Linked DNA regions of Homo sapiens: region 1 is linked to region 2. A link is a loop called in an ENCODE intact Hi-C map of the cell type or tissue named here. Cell type or tissue: lower leg skin. All regions are shown on one strand. Links, peaks and the distances in the headings refer to the core of each region. The heading gives the core; the rest is flanking DNA.

Region 1 (5,385 bases), core at 242-5,241, 550 kb after region 2:
AGTGAAGATGGAGAAGAGGAGCAGGACGAGAAAGACCAGAAGCCACCCTGCGGGTACCACAAATCAAACAGAATCCCAGAGCTGTTTGAAAGGAGGTCTAAAAAGTCTCCATCAAAACCACAGACTGAGCTGGGGGACAAACACTGCTGACTATGGAGTTTTCAAATTAAGTTTTTGGTTTAAGGGAGTTAATAATAGTGAAGGTTTGTTTCTTTTTAAACAGGAGAGATGGATGTTTATTCACTCATTCATTCATTCAACGAACAGTAATTTGTACAGATACGCTGCTCCTAGTTCCAACAGAGTCTGAAAAAAAATACATATATATATACATTTAAATGAGCCCAGTCCTAAGTAAAGGAGCCACTTAGCTTATTATACAAGTTATTTTGGTGTACACCACCAGCAACACAAGGAAGAGCTAAAGTTAAACAATAAAAACTGAATAGAGAAGAACACTTTTACAAAATACTTTCTAAAAAATAGTAGCATTTGCTAAACATCAGCTGTTAACAACCAACACACTACATTTCCAAAGACAAAAGCATACATTACCAGATAAATGCAGTTGAAAACATTATTAAAGTAAATCTACAGAATGTGCCTATCTCCAAAACACTTATATATACAATATAATAACTAAAGAAATCAACTAGTCCCTAAGTACTGAAATGTTGGAAATGCATGCCACTTCTTTGCTCTTAATCTGCATGAGATAAGAGCTGTTAAATGCTGTTTCTTCTGTTCCCCAAATCCCTCCCCTTCATTCTTCAATTTCTTCAAAAAATCAGCCTTAGGGGATAGGAGAAAATAGGAGGAAGCTGAGAAGCAATGTTAGTAAGACAGAAAAAGTCCCATTGCAAGATGGTCAAAGTTGTCACTTGAGAGAAAATGCTAAAAAAAATGGTCATTATTATGACTTATTAAAAATGCTTATGCTGAGTAGTGGTGAGGGAATGAGGAGGATAAAGGAAGGAAAAGGTAGTTGGAAAAGGCAATAATGAAGAAAACAGACGATACACACTCCCAGAGAGGCCACAGCCAGTGTGTGTAGGTTTGCCTGGCCCCACATCACCCACATGGCAGCATCAGCGTCCCCCACACTTCGCAGGGCAATAACTCCTCAACCTCAGAACAAATGCTACTTTAATAGCGGCTGCTCCTCAGACCCTGTAATTAGGACCCTGTAAAAGGCAAGTTGTCCCATTTCAGGTGCAAATTGCCTACTGTGACTCCAACTCCAACATATTGGAGTCTCCAAGCATTCCAAACAGGATGCTGGGGAAGCCCTCCCTGCCTCCCCGCTCCACCTTCCAGGTTTATGGTCAGGAGGCTCAAGGCTATCAGAAGCTGGTTTTATTTTTTTACTTTTAGGGTTTTTTTATTCGATATAGGATCTTGCTCTGTCATCCAGGCTGGAGTGCAGTGGTGCAATCACAGCTCACTGCAGCCTCAACCTCCCAGGCTCAATCAATCCTCCCACTTCAGCCTTCCAAGTACTGGAGACTACATGCGTGCACCAAAACCCCTGGCTGATTTTTTATTTTTTGTAGAAATGGGGTCTTGCCATGTTGCCTAGGCTGTTCTTGAACCCCTGGGTCTCAAGCAATCCACTAACTTCCACCTCCAAAAGTTCTAGGATTACAGGCATGAGCCGCCGCACCCAATGGGAGCTGGTTTTAATAGCTCTGATCACAATGCACAGGAGATGTACCTCATCTGGGGACAACGCTAAGGCACCATTACATGGGGTCAGAATTAACCCCAGGAACTGTGGACAAGCTAGTATAGTGTATCTAATGAGAACTGCATTTACAGCATGGGCAAGCTGACCTCGACGAGATAATATGAACACATGTAGCTGCCCTCTGTGTGGTCCCATCCAGCCCACGGTTTCTAGTGCTGCCTTCCCATTCTGATGCCTCTCAGCACTGCCCATCAGCTCTGGCACAAATAAGTAAATGACATTCCACAAAGTTAACAGCCTTTCTGGATATCACTAAGCAAGACACAGGGCTGTGAAGAAACAAAGCATAGAAGCCCTCCTAGATATGAGGCTCAGGGACAACCTTCTACCCTCAGGTTAAAACCCATCCTAGGCAACTGGTGGCAGGGCTGGTGTAACACAGAAAAGCAGGACTGAGAGAGCTGGCAGAGCGGGCAGACACACACAAGCTGACACCCACTGACCTCCACAAGTTTCATGACAGGCACTGGGTTGAAGAAATGGAGGCCAGCGAATCGGTCTTGTCTGGTGGTGGCATTAGCTATGCTTGTAATCTGCAAGGAGGAAGTGTTGCTGGCAAAGATTGTATGTCTGTGAAGAGAAAATATAGTGGGAGTATCAGAGTGAATCTCTTCTTTCAAAACAGCATGACTCTTGGATGCAATGCACAAGGTGACTGCTTACTGCCACATCTGTTGTCCTGACCCATTGGGGGAATGAGGGAGAAGACACATCTTCATATAAGAGGCTGAAATCAAGTGACTTCAGCTTTTTAAAAATTTTTAAATTTGAAATAAAATTGGAATTTCCTGTTCCGAAGAGGTATTTAACCTTCACCAATCCTTCCTTGATTTTCCAGAACAAAATTTCCCCTACCTACTTGTATTAGTTAACTTCCAAGGTATGTGAGATAACAAGAGGTGGCTAATTGATCAAGCTACTTAACCAACCCCAGTCACAAACGAAACTCAGTGATCAAAAAATAATGAAAGAAAGACACCTAAAAGCAACAAAATTCTAAATGAACACATAAATCCTCAATCAGAAACATATGATAATAAACGTGAATTAAGATATTTTCCCTGAAGTGAAAAGCTTTATTTTTCAATTGAATGGGAATTAAAATGAAAACAAGAACACCAACATGGTTCAAAAAAATTTTAAGGTTACATGGGTAGATATGGGGAAAAGAGGATATAGGCATATGCATATATAAGACATTAACTTATTCATTAAAAAAAATCCATACTGACTTAAACCAAATTTAGTTCTTTAAGGCCACAGTAAAGTGGCGTGCCAAAAGCATGAGAGGAAAAGCTTTAAACAGGTTGACTTCCAGGCTTTCCTGCAGCGCCACCTTGCGGATAAAAACATACAAACAGGCCTGGTGCTGATTCCAACCAAGATGGACTGTAACAGGGCAGGAAAGGAAAGGATCCCTTACTGACCAGGCTTGGGGGTTTCTGCTTACCTAACAGGCAATACTATAATCTGCTCAAATCAGGGGCGGGTGGGAGGAGAGGAGGAAGAGAAGGGAGAAGAAACCAGTTATTTGGAAAGGAGGGAAAAGAGGTAAAAGGCGAGACCAGTGTGGGTAGGCAGCGGAGAGCCTTCTCTTTCCAGGTATGAGCACATCCACCTTCTCCAACAGCTTCCAAGGTAGGCCATTTAAATGCCAGGGTTTCCTTTTTAAAAAAAAAATGACATTGTTTTAAGGTCTTAAAATTTCAGTTTTCAAAGTTTCTTGCTTTTGGTCATTGGGGAAAATAATATAAACTATTCCCCATTACAGAAGGTAATGAAAAAAAGATCCTCTTCCAATAACAATGTGTGTGGCCAACACAAGCACTGTTCAACCACACAACCTGCACCACAAGCACCTGGAACCACAAAAACAGAGCAGGGACAGCCTGGGCCCAAGGCTGTGCCAGCTGTGGCTCCACACTCCCGTTAAGAAAAGAAAGTGTTATTTTAAAGATTAGTATTACAATCGTAATACCCCTTTTTGTAGAATGTTTGAAGGGCCATTCACCTGCAAAAAGGGGAAACTTGGGCACATTTGGTAAAATAAAGTGACATCAGAGCCCAGTTCCAGGTATCACCAGTCCAGGGCACTCTGGCACATTTTATCAGAAGGAGGAAATGATCTCTCCCCAGCAGACCTCTGCTTCTGCCTCTCCCAACAGGGTCAGGCTGACTTTGTTCCTAAAAGTCTCACACTGTCTTCAGAGAATACTAAACACATAGGACAGTCTTTTCATCCACAAACAAAATGTACTCTGGGCTGGGCACGGTGGCTCACACTTGTAATACCAGCACTTTAGGAGGCCGAGGCAGGTGGATCACTTGAAGTCAGGAGTTCGAGACGAGCCTGGCCAACATGCCCCGTCTCTACTAAAAATACAAAAATTAGCTGGGCATGGTAGCGCATGCCTGTAATCCCAGCCACTAGGGAGGCTGAGGCAGGAGAATTGCTTGAACCTGGGGGGCAGAGGTTTCAGTGAGCTTAAGATCATGCCACTGCACTCCAGCCTGGGCGACAGAGCGAGACTCCGTCTCAAAAAAAAAAAAAAAGTACTCTTACATGTTCCTGGAAACACTTGTCTTGAACCATCTTTTGTTTTTTTCATTCGGACACTCAGGTACCAAAAAAACTACTTTTCTCTTAAATGTTCTAAAAGAAAATCGACAACACAAGCACAGTGATTATTAGCAATGGCCCCAGACCCTAGTATAAAGAAGACAAGAGGGTTGGTGGGGATGGCAAAGGATTCAAGAGTCTGTACTTTGTCTAAAGGGGAAAGTCAGGACTTCGATCTGGCTGCCTGTGCGTCTGGTCATACTTTTCATTTGTGTGTCTTAGGCTGCTGCTAGAGAAGTCATGTTCTCTCCAGGATGCAACTGTTTCATCAGGGCTTCCAACCCGAAATGTATCACTTGACTATATTTTCTTCTCCCATTATAGGATCGAACTGTAAAATTTGTCAGTAAAGTACCTCTCAATACGGCTGCTTAAAAATTGTAGCAAGCATTCAATAATGGTGGTGATCTAAAACAAAAACAAACAGTGCCAAGAAAGGTGGAGAAGGTCAGCAGCAAAGTCACATCTTTGGTATGACTATGGGTCATGCCTTCTTTTCACACCTCATATCTGTTTTGCATCAATTCAGGTTAAAGAGCCTAGTGTAGTGCCTGATACACAGCAGGCACTCAGGAAATGTGAGCTAAATGAAATGAGTTTCCTAAACAACTCTGTACAATAGGTACCAGTGCTGCTGCTCCTATTTTACAAATGGGGGAAGCTAGTCTTAGAGAGTTAGAGCCAGAAAGGTCTAGGAAATTATTTACCCCAATCACCTCAACTTGCATTACAGATGACGAAACTGAGGACCTTTCCAAGGCTGGAGGTGGTGAGGGGGTCAGCACCAGGCCCAGGCCTCCTGACTTTCTCCAGTGATCCTTCTTCTGTACCAGACATGGACAATGGAGGGCAGTCAGGCCTTTCACTGTCACCAAGAGCGACCAATCTTTTCAATAAAGATCAAACTGCTTGACAAAACTCCCTTTTTTGGGGTGGCTGTTTATTATCCCAGAGGGCTCCCTGCTGGCCTGGGAGCCAGTCCCGGTACCACAAGTATATTCTGTTTTTGTCAGATGTC
Region 2 (5,385 bases), core at 322-5,321:
ACAGAATGGAAAGTTCTTACATGCCCTCTGCCCCCACACATGCATAGCTTCCCCCAACATCCTGCACTATAGAAGTACATTTGTTACCATCAGTGAACCTACATTGACATATCGGTATCACCCAAAGTTCATAATTTCCATTAACTTTCACTCTTGGTGTTGTACATTCTATGGGTTTTGAAATGTATAACGACATGCATCCATCATTGTAGTATCACACAGAATAGTTTTATTGTCTTAAAAATTCTCCATGCTCCTCCTATTCATCTCTCTCCCTCTACCCACTGAAAACCACTGTTATTTTTACTGTCTTCATAGTTTTGCCTTTTCCAGAATGTCATATAGTTGGAATCCTTATAGAAATTTAAAAATAATTCCTCTTACAGTAAGTTATAAAACATAAAAGTTCCCATTTATATAATCAATTCTAATCTTTACAGTGAATTCTTTGTGATTACTATGGAAACCCGATGTCTTAACTAAACCATGTCTGTATCTTACTAGAGGCTCATGGACAACCTGGTGAGAGCCACTGACCCATGCAAGGCAGGCAGGGAAGTTGGGGCGGAGAAGATACTGGTATGTTGGATAGGGGATCTATCCAGAGATCTGCAGAGTATTTGTTCTCAGCTCTTTCAATGTGACTTGTGATGGAAATAGTAACATGTGCCTATTGATCCAAAAAGTAACATACTACAGTGGTGTACAAAGTAAATACTGTCCATGCTTTTATGCCCCAGAAATGACCTCTGTTAACAGTTAATGTATATCCTTCTGTACTACAGGTGGGTTCATACTACACTTATTATTTTGCAACATGCTGATTTTATGGAAGAGTGTATCATGGTCCGCTTTCCATGTCAATTCCTGAAAATCTCATCTTTTTAAAGATATATAAAAATTTATTTAATCCTCTGTGGAGGTAACTTGGATTATTTTCAAATATTTGCTGTGAAACACCAGCAATAAAGATTCTCATGCCTCTTTGTACATTTGATTATTTCCTTAAGATAAATTCCTAGAAGTGAAATTTTTGGATCAAAAGATAAGCATGTTTAAAAGTTTTTTTTATTTGTTGTGTTTAATATTTTTATACATGTTGCCAAATTATACTCTTACCAAAAGCATATGGGAATACACTTTTCTACATCCAAGTCAAGAGAAAGATTAGTCTTTCATCTTTGCCAATTTGTTCGGTAAAAAATGGTTTTAGTTTTAACTTTTTTATTCAGATATTAATGACGTTTAATTTTTATTTCAGTGCTGCGTTATATAAGTATACTTAGATTGTTGTGAGCTATGTATTTGTGATATGCATACTTTATTGGGATAAGTATTATATATTGGCCTTTGCACAGGGGTGGGGGGGATTTCTTTCTTTTTTGAGACAGGTTTTCACTATGCCACTTAGGCTGGAGTGCAGTGGTATGATCCTAGCTCACTGCAGCCTCAACCTCCTAGGCTCAAGCAATCCTCCCACCTCAGCCTCCTGAGTAGCTGGGACCACAGGCATGTACCACCATGCCTGGTTAGTTTTTAAATTTTTAGTGGAAAAAGACTCTCCCTATGTTACCCAGGCTGGTTCTGAACTCCTGGGCTCAAGAAATCTTCCTGCTTCAGCCTCCCAAAGTGCTGGGATTACAGGTGTGAGCCACTGCACCCAGCCAAGGTTTCTTGCATATCTGTTAGGCTGCTTAGGGTTGCAAATAACAGAAAAGCCCAAATCAAATATGTATAGATATATTTGTATTCTCTCATATAGCATGAATTCTCTAACTAGGGTGTACAGGGTTGATGAATTCTGCAGATCAGTACATCCTCAGTCATTCTCAGTGCTTTGGCTTAGCTCCCCTCATGCATGCCAGATGGCTGCAGTAACTCCATGTCTCACATGGAAATGCTGCAATATCCAGTGGGAGGAGAGACCATTTCTTTCTACCTATCTTTATCCCATATCTGAGGAAAAGTTTTTCTCAGATACTTCCCTCCTCTTCCTAAGGCTTGCTCTCACATCTAATTGGCCAAAATTCTATCAGGTGTCCATACTTCCACTAGTCAATGGCAAGAGGAATGAGAACACCATGACTGATCCAAACGGATAAAGATTCTCCCTCTGCAGCTGCAGCAAGGCCCACCTTCCCTGCAGTCCATGGCTGGGGGGAGGAAATCAGCAGTGTTTGCTGGAGTTGGAGTATGGATAGGAAAGCAATGGGAGATCAGATGGGAGAGGCAGAGGGGAGAGGATTGGGACAGACCTGGGTTGCCAGTTCAGATGGACTTGAAGGGAGATAGCACAGACTGAGAGAGCTGTTAGTAAGCCACTTTATGGTCTACAGAAGATAGTGAAACTCAGTATTCATCGAGGCCCCTCTCAGTGTCAGATAATGTGCTTGGTGCTTGTGGATACAGTGAGGATGAAAGCAGACTTTATTGACATTACAACCAGCATCTTAACTCAATGACATTAGGACTCCATTGCATTGAGAGGCATAAAAATGATATTAATAGCAGCTAATAGTCTGGGCGCAGTGGCTCACGTCTGTAATCTCAGCATTTTGGGAGGCTGGGGCCGGTGGATCACGAGGTCAGGAGTTCAAGACCAACCTGGCCAACATGGTGAAACCCCGTCTCTTCTAAAAATACAAAAATTAGCTGGGCATGGTGGCGCATGCCTGTAATCCCAGCTACTTGGGAGGCTGAGGTAGGAGAATTGCTTGAACCTGGGAGGCGGAGGTTGCAGTGAGCCGAGACCCTGCCAATGCACTCCAGCCTGGGCAACAGAGCGAGACTCCGTCTCGGGAAAAAAAATGTCTAATAGTTACTGAGAGTTTCCTACAGCTGGGTATTGTTTTAAGTACTTTAATGAATTAACTCATTTGGTGCTCACAGTAACTTTAGGAACTAGGCATTATCACTCCTATTTTAAAGGACAGACTGAATCAGAGAGGTGAAGTATAATCAATTACCCTAGGTCAAAGGGCCAATAAATAGGGGAGACAGGAATTGAGCCCAGGCAGTGGGACTTTTGAATTCATGTTCCTAAGTGATCTACTGTGTTGCCCAGGAAACCCACACATCAGCAGCTAGAATGTTAGTAATATGAACGGTGGACTCAGTACAAAACGGTGGAAGCAGTACAAATATAAAAGGGGGTAGCTGTGATTATATTCCTATCTGACAATTACTGAGTGCTTACCATCTGACAGCAATTGTGTTAAATGCTATTTATGTATAATCTAACTTAATTCTCACAAGTCTGTAAAATAAGTACCCTATTCCACCTGTGAGGAAACTGTGGCTTAGAGATGTTAAGTCATTTACCAAAGGTCAAAATTGTATTTGAATCTGGGTCTTTAAGACTCCAAAGCCTATGGAATTGGTTAATTCCACTATATTAGCATGAAAGTTATTTTCCAAACAGAAGACAAGGAATTCTGAAAAAGAGCACTAAAGGACATAAAGGTGTCCTTATGTTCCTTTTTTATTGAAGAACTTCAGGACAAATTTTAAATGTTCTGTTGCACTCTGGCTGGTCTGAGCTGGCCTTCACATCGGCCATGGTACACTGATCAGACATGATATATATTTTTTTTGAGATGAAGTCTCACTCTGTTGCCCAGTCTGGAGTGCAGTGTTATAATCTCAGCTCACTGCAACCTCTGCTTCCCGGATTCAAGTGATTCTAGTGCCTCAGCCTCCCGAGTAGCTAGGATTACAGGCGCCCACCACCACACTTGGCTAATTTTTGTATTTTTAGTAGAGATGGGGTTTCACCATGTTGGCCAGGCTGGTCTCTAACTCCTGACCTCAGGTGATCTGCCTGCCTCGGCCTCCCAAAGTATTGGGATTACAGGCATGAGCCACTGCATCCGGCCAGATACGATACTTCAGGATAACTCAAATTATTTTTTTCCCAAGAAGCTAAACCTAGAATTCAGAAACCCTTTTCCAAACATTTTTCCATTAAAAAAGTTTTGTATGTTAACATTTTATCATGCATTTATAGTCTTTCTGCAATACATTTGTGTATATAATAGGCATCTTGTATTTACTAATTTTTTTAGATGAATGCAAATCAATTTTAATTTGTATAACCCACCAGCCATTCCATTGCTGACTATACTCACAAACGAAAAGCTCCACCTCACTCCACCCCCATTCAACTGTGGTCTCCTTGTGGAGGGAGGCTTGCTGTCCTGCCTAGTTAGGGAGCACAATTACCTCGAGCAAGCCTGTCCAACCCATAGCCCATGGCCCACACGTGGCCCAGGATGGCTTCGAATGCCACCCAACAGAAATTTGCAAACTTTCCTAAAACATCAAGAGTTTTTTTATTTTTATTTTTATTTTTTTAAGCTCACCAGCTATCATTAGTATTAGTGTGTTTTATGTGTGGCCCAAGACAATCTTCTTCTTCCAGTGTGGCCTAGGGAAGCTAAAAGATTGGCTACCCATGACCTAGACAGTTTTTTTCTTTTCTTTTTCGGTTTCCAGGGAGATTCCCTCAAGCCCTCGTCTAGATGTTAATGTGGCACGTGTGGCATTGGAGTCTTAGCTTTTCAAGTCTTCTTTTCTTTACTAGAATGACTGGGTGGAGCAAAGGAAATTCTTACAAGGTATTATGGTTTCTCTTCTAAGCTGAGTTGAATCCAGACATCATCAGTGACCAAAGTCACTGCCATCTGTCAGTTGTGGGAGCCCCAAACAAGAGGTCTTCCTCTGCTCCCAGTGAACAGGTAACTTGCATCTCAAAAACCAACACATCCCACCTGGAACTTATTGGCAGACTCAAAAGAGAATCCAAAAATGAAATCAGTCACAGAGATAGAACACACTGCTTTTTCTTGGAGCTGGTGTCTCCTAGGTTCAGGCTTGTGGCATATGGGTTGAACAATTCAATAAAGTTTTCCAATGGTATAGGCCAACTGAACATACTTTTCTAAAGCACAATATTCTTCCAAAAATGGAAAGAAAAAATAAAGCCCAAACCAAACACACCCAAATCAGCTCACTTCTTTGGTGTGCCATGTAAAACATTAATAAAATTGCCTGCTGTGAAGATATTTGAATTTAAATCGTTGTCAGGTCTAAGTAGGGTTAGCTGCTTGAGAGATAATCAGCATTCTAACAAAGTACAAACATTATATACAAAGCACTAACACTATAATTAGTAAACACAGGTGCAACAACTTCTTGCTTCCTCTTCCTTAGATATATAGAGATTACCCGGGGAATAAGAATGACAGGATGGAAAAAAAATAGAAAACATGTAAGGAAATAACTTTATAAATAGTCAGAATACAGCTAGTTTTGCATCAAAATGACAAAAATAAATGCACATCTCTTTAAATATTATTTTATTTTGCAATATTTTATATACACGTA

Evidence for each region. Hi-C counts contacts between places; a loop is a spot of excess contacts. Peaks named below come from ENCODE experiments on the same cell type or tissue, not always from the same donor. Only the 100,000 strongest peaks of a DNase experiment are listed, where the experiment ranks them.
Region 1: it touches region 2 in a loop (5-fold over the local background); 87 of 110 quality-filtered maps call a loop at or near these places.

Annotation. Positions count from the first base shown.
Region 1 is chr4:108,016,472-108,021,856 of GRCh38, reverse strand. HADH (hydroxyacyl-CoA dehydrogenase) reads right to left here. Exons shown (of 8, transcript NM_005327.7): 4 at 2,191-2,317. Among named protein-coding and RNA genes, the nearest start is that of HADH, 29 kb to the right of the region's middle. In lower leg skin, for the core only: no CTCF peak of the experiment used is centred there; a DNase peak (open chromatin) is centred at 3,096.
Region 2 is chr4:108,564,484-108,569,868 of GRCh38, reverse strand. The region is part of intron 1 of RPL34-DT (RPL34 divergent transcript); the gene reads left to right. Among named protein-coding and RNA genes, the nearest start is that of RPL34-DT, 53 kb to the left of the region's middle. In lower leg skin, for the core only: no CTCF peak of the experiment used is centred there; no DNase peak of the experiment used is centred there.